2 separate regions of the Homo sapiens genome follow, and region 2 is linked to region 1. A link is a loop called in an ENCODE intact Hi-C map of the cell type or tissue named here. Cell type or tissue: HepG2. All regions are shown on one strand. Each heading gives the region's core, and the rest is flanking DNA. Links, peaks and the distances in the headings are about the cores only. Region 1 holds the start of DHX57 (DExH-box helicase 57). Region 2 has its middle 18 kb from the start of SOS1.

Evidence for each region. Hi-C counts contacts between places; a loop is a spot of excess contacts. Peaks named below come from ENCODE experiments on the same cell type or tissue, not always from the same donor. Only the 100,000 strongest peaks of a DNase experiment are listed, where the experiment ranks them.
Region 2: a loop joins it to region 1, with 2.6 times the contacts of the local background. A loop is called at or near these places in 6 of 110 quality-filtered maps.

The regions. Positions count from the first base shown.
Region 1 is chr2:38,874,582-38,877,493 of GRCh38, reverse strand. DHX57 (DExH-box helicase 57) reads left to right here and starts at 1,560. Exons shown (of 24, transcript NM_198963.3): 1 at 1,560-1,707. It overlaps MORN2 (MORN repeat containing 2), which reads right to left and starts at 1,518. Exons shown (of 5, transcript NM_001145450.3): 1 at 1,384-1,518. The coding sequence starts at 1,441. RefSeq lists an enhancer at 1,367-2,351. In HepG2, for the core only: no CTCF peak of the experiment used is centred there; a DNase peak (open chromatin) is centred at 1,543; H3K4me3 peaks cover 2,373 bases.
Region 2 is chr2:39,137,156-39,140,067 of GRCh38, reverse strand. No RefSeq gene overlaps it. Among named protein-coding and RNA genes, the nearest start is that of SOS1, 18 kb to the right of the region's middle. In HepG2, for the core only: no CTCF peak of the experiment used is centred there; DNase peaks (open chromatin) are centred at 957 and 1,697; H3K4me3 peaks cover 163 bases.

The DNA of each region.
Region 1 (2,912 bases), core at 318-2,817:
TAGTTATGTTTGCTTATTTTTTCCCCATAATTTCTAAGATTTGGTTGTGGATAAAGGGTGAAGTATGGTGGTATACAGAAATTGCCATGTGTGCTCATTAATTAGTTATTTACATGTCTGCAAGATGTGAAATTCCAAGAGAGCAGGGACACAGAGCTACTTTCTTTCTTTTTTATTTTTTAATTTAATTTAATTTAATTTAATTTATTTATTTATTTATTTATTTTTGAGACGGAGTCTCGCTCTGTCGCCCAGGCTGGAGTGCAGTGGCTTGATCTCGTCTCACTGCAACCTCCGCCTCCCGGGTTCACGCCATTCTCCTGCCTCAGCCTCCCAAGTAGCTGGAACTACAGGCGTCAGAGCTACTTTCTAAGTGTTTAACTAATGATAACTAACTAGATTACCAGATCTGCTTGTAGTTTCCCACAGATGCCATGCCGTACTCTGGGTGGAACACCCTTCTCTTCTTTACCTGGTTAACTGCTATTCATCCTCAAGAGTTGGCAAAATAGAGTGTAGTAGTTAGGGGTTCATGCTCTGGCATCGGACTACCTACCTTTGCATCCAGACTCCACCATTTTCTCTGACCTTGGACAAATAATTATCTTATGCCTCAGTTTCCTCATCCTTAGATGGGGCAAATCAAGTAAATGAGCTAATCTAGTTAAAGCACTTAGCCCAGTGTCTAAACTCTGTAAATATTAGCTATTGTATTCTTGTAGCCCCAGCTCAGGTATGAGCTCTCCCACAAAGCCTTTCTTCTCATTACTTGTCAACCTCAGACTCCTTCAGGAACCCCCACGGCACTCTGGGCCTATTCCTACTGTAGTACTTAAGGTTCTATTAAAACCATGCTTTTGTATCGGGATCCCCTATCCCACCCAGTTCCTCCAGGACACGGATGGCAGATTAGTCAAATCTCTTCTCACCCCACTGTCCGACTCCGTGTTTAGTACTAATAGTAACAGAACGTCTAGTGAATGAAGGGCACTTCGGAAGGAATCGTTAAGTGCCTATGAAGCAGAGCATTAAACGTAATCATATCAGAAACTGGACTGTTTTCAATTGCCGCTAAAATGTTCTACATTCGAAACTTGGGAACGTCAGAGCTAGAGGGAACCTCACAGAGACCACCCGGCACCATAGCGGAAACTGAGGCCCAGGGAGGTTGGCACGCGCCTCGGGTGTCTCAACAGCGAATTAACAACAGAATCAGAGCTAGATTCCCAGACCAGGGGTTCCCCCGTGCCCCTCGGCTAGACGGTCAGGAAATATATCACACCCCCACAGGAGTTACCGGGAGCCAAGCAGGTTCTGACTCCACGCTAGTTCGACTTAAAGGAGCTCTTCTCTGCCCGGGTCGTTAGGAGGAGGGACACTCACTTGGCCGAGAGGTGTTAGAGAGATCTTCCAAACTCTGCGACTCCCCCTGGGCGGCCAGCTCTGCGGCCGGGAGAGAACTAGGCGCTAGGACAGCTCCAGGTGCGACTTGGTTGCTGGGGCGACCGGGCACCTCTCACCCGGAAGCGAATACGCGAGGGGCTGTAGCTGAGCCAATCAGAAGGCGCCGGGACTGTGCCGCTGCAGCTGGGCCACCGCAGGGCTGCTCCAAGTGAGAATCGTGAGGGTGGCCAAGTCCAGTTTGGACCTCTGACCCTTGGGCAGCACCTCCCGACAGCCGGCTCGGGACCCAACTCTGCGAGCCAGGTACGTCTTCCACTTCTGCGGACAAGTGATGCGCGTTGTGCGCACGGTGTGCGCGTCACCCTGTTTGTCAGTGTGTCTGCCGCCTCCTGCTCCAGGAGTGGTCGGGATCTGACGAGCATCGCGGCCCAGTGTGTTTCATCCAGTCTGCCTGGGGCCGGTGAATCTGGACCAGCAGGATCCCAGGCCCTGATACCGAACCAAGGCGGGCTCTGCCGCTGAGGTTGTCCACGCTCAAACTGCAGGTTGGGGCCGGGGGGGGCGGGGCGTGAAATTCAGTCTTGGAGCAGGCTAAGGGGTTGATTGAAGGGATCAGGCTCCGTTCTCTGACTCCGTCTGTGTGGCTTTTTTGGGGAGAAGGGTGGGGACGATGTGAGTTCGAAAAAGGATACGAGATCTGGATATCTGGATGGAGCTGGATATATTGTGATCAGTCAGAGATCTGCCTGGGAGGAGAGTAGTGTGTAGTCACTTTTCAGTGCCTTGGCTATCAAACAAAGAATACTCTTACAGCCAAACTTAGGTCCCTGTATCCATGGTGAAGAAAGATAGTTGGAGTCTTCCCGGGCTAGATGGAATAGATAGTGGAATCTAACCACGTGGATTATACAACCTAATTCCTATTCCCTTGAAAACTCTGGGAGAGTGGTATTGGACACCATTACAGTCAGTAAATCTTCGTTTAAAATGTTAAGCGCATATCTCAGATCTAGTTGTAAAAGTAACATTTTCTGGGTTGGTGTGAGACAACTTGTTTTGATTCAGCGTAAGTATCCTCTTGCTTTTTCCTAATGTTTCTCAGTACACAAATTTACCTGGGCTGCATGGTTTTTGAGATGAAGTTCTAATCTAACTGATTTGTTATTTCATTTCCCTAAATTTTAGAAATAATAGGTAATTATTGGTGCACAACCTTACAGAATTCAGTTTGACCTGTTATTTTTCTTGCCTGTTAAGATTTTAATGACTCTACATTTTTGTGAGTAAAGTTGACGTTTGAACAACATGGGTATGAACTACCCGGCTCCACTTACAGGTGGATTTTTCCCAACCCAACACAGATTGAAAATACAGTATTTCAGGTCGGGCGCGGTGGCTCACGCCTGTAATCCCAGCACTGTGGGAGGCCGAGGCGGGCGGATCACGAGGTCAGGAGATCGAGACCATCCTGGCTAACACGGTGAAACCCTGTCTCTACTAAAAATACA
Region 2 (2,912 bases), core at 272-2,771, 260 kb before region 1:
TCAGAGTCAAATTAATTCGCCTAAAGTCATAACAAAATACTGTAATTTACATCAACCTTGCATCATCCTAGTCTAAGAATCACAGAGACTTCAATGTAATTTGGAACAGCCTTTTGCCCTTTCCAAAAAAATGCTCAAACACTTCGCTTGCTCAAGAACATTTATTATATAGAACATTATTTAGATATCAAGTCCCCTCAGGGAAATATTAAGTAGCAGACTTAGTTTTTACCCTCAAGATACAAGCAAATACACAGTCAAATCATTGAGTCTTTTTGCATCATAATGCAAGGGTGCTCTCAAAAACTCTGGGGCCAGGTGGAAAGAACACAGGAATAGCCTGAAGGGAATTCTATCAGATAAATGAAGAACTAGCTGGACATGAGAAAGAATGGTGGCATTCAAGAATTAGCAACTGAGTTTCCAATGTCTATGAATCCATAGTGATGGGGGTGGTGATGGGGGAGAGGGGGGATAAAGAGAAAGGAAGGCTTTTCTATATAGAAGAATGGCAGCTAATAAACATTCAATGAATACTGGAAATTCACCATTTTGCAACCCCAGTGTTATAATTAATTAAAGCAAGAGTTATCTAAACCTGTGGTTCTCAAATGTCAGTGTGCATCAGAATCACCTAGAGGCTTGTTAAAACAGAGATTACTGGATGCCACCCCAGAGTTTCTAATTCAGCAGGTCTGAAGTGGAACCCAATAATTTGCTTTTCTATCAAACTCCCAGATTATGCCAGTTCCAGAACAACACTTTGAGAACCACTTATCTAAACAATCAGGTGATGGGTTATTGAAGAACAGGATATTCACACAAACAACTGTTCTTCTTTTTCTTCTTCTTCTTTTAATGTAATACTGTTTAACTTCAAAAACATTCCAGCATTCTAAACTAAACAAAACAAAAATAACAGAACGTGCAAATCGAGTTTACGTACAGAAGGTTCTTGAACTTTCATTGATGGCAGTGACTCTTCACTTTGCTGACAATGAAGAGTTCTACAGTTTGTTTAACAAACACTTTGAAAACTATCACACTTAGGCTGGGCGCGGTGGCTCACGCCTGTAATCCTAGCACTGTGGGAGGCCAAGGCAGGTGGATCACGAGGTTAGGAGTTCAAGACCAGACCAGCCTGGCCAATATGGTGAAACCTCCTCTCTACTAAAAACACAAAAATTACCTGGGCATGGTGGCAGTCACCTATAATCCCAGCTACTCGGGAGGCTGAGGCAGAGAATTGCTTAAACCTGGGAGGTGGAGATTGCAGTGAGCCGAGATTGCGCGAGTGCGCTCCAGCCTGGGCAACAGAGCGAGATTCCATCACAAAAAAAAAAAAAAAAGGCCGGGTGCAGTGGCTCACACCTGTAATTCCAGCACTTTGGGAGGCTGAGGCAGCAGATCACCTGAGGTCAGGAGTTCGAGACCAGCCTGACCAACATGGAGAAACCCATCTCTACTAAAAATACAAAATTAGCCGGGCGTGGTGGTGCATGCCTGCAATCCCAGCTATGCAGGAGTCTGAGGCAGGAGAATTGCTTGAACCCGGGAGGCGGAGGTTGTGGTGAGCAGAGATTGCACCTTTGCACTCCAGCCTGGGCAACAAGAGCGAAACTCCGTCTCAAAAAAAAAAAAAATTCCAAACACTTCTTATGTCAACAGACACCGCTAAGTTGGACACAACTAAGAATGGCAGCAGAATGCTGTGTCACTATATACAGAAACAAGACAATCTGAAGCTAAATGTATGACTGCTGCAAAGTCAACAGGTCCAGGCTCACAGTGCATGCGCTGAGCCGCAGCCGCTCCAAAAGGCATCTTCCCCAACAGCCTCAGCGCCAAGCAAGGAGCATCAAAAGTTTGTCTCAGTTTTGTTTTCTTCTTTTTACAAACCATAGATATATACAGTATCAACTGGCCACTGAGTATAACTTTTGACTCTCGAAAAACTTAACTACTAATAGCCTACTGACTAGGAGCCTTACTGATAATATAAAGTCTATTAACATGTGTTTTGTATCTTGTATGTCTTTTTTTTTTTTGAGATGGAGTCTTGCTCTGTTGCCCAGGCTGGAGTGCAGTGGTACAATCTCGGCTCACTGCAACCTCCTCCTCCCAGGTTCAAATGATTCTCCTGCCTCAGCTTCCCAAGTAGCTGGGACTACAGGTGCGTGCCACCACACCCCGCTAATTTTTGTATTTTTGGTAGAGACAGGGTTACTCCATGTTGGCCAGGCTGGTCTCGAACTCCTGACCTCAGGTGACCCGCCCACCTCGGCTTCCCAAAGTGCTGAGATTACAGGCGTGAGCCATCTTGCCCAGCCCTTATATGTCTTATATACTGTATTCTTAAAATAAAGTAAGCTAGAGGAAATAAAATGTTATTGAGAAAATCATAAGGGTCCGGGGGCGGTGGCTCATGCCTGTAATCTTAGTACTTTGGGAGGCTGGGGCAGGTGGATCACTTGAGGCCAGGAGTTCAAGACCAGCCTGGTCAACATGAGGAAACCCCATCTCTACTAAAAATACAACAAATAAGCTGGGCGTGGTGGCACGTGCCTGTAATCCCAGCTACTTGGGAGGCTGAGGCAATGAGAATCACTTGAACCTAGTAGGCGGAGGTTGCAGTGAGCTGAGATTATGCCTTTGCACTCCAGCCTGGGCAACAGAGCAAGACTCAATCTCAAAAAAAAAAAAAGAAAAAAAAAAGGGGTGGGGGTCTTGAACTAAATGTTTTCCATAATGGCAGAGGGTAACAAAGCCTGAAGAAATTAGGCTGGAAGACATTACTGCATGCTGCAGCTACAAAATCAAAAAATAGCAATAGAGAGACACCATCTCCAGCGAAAATTATTTTTGTAACATTGCATCAGAGATTTCTTTTTCTAAGAAAGACGCTTGTCTTA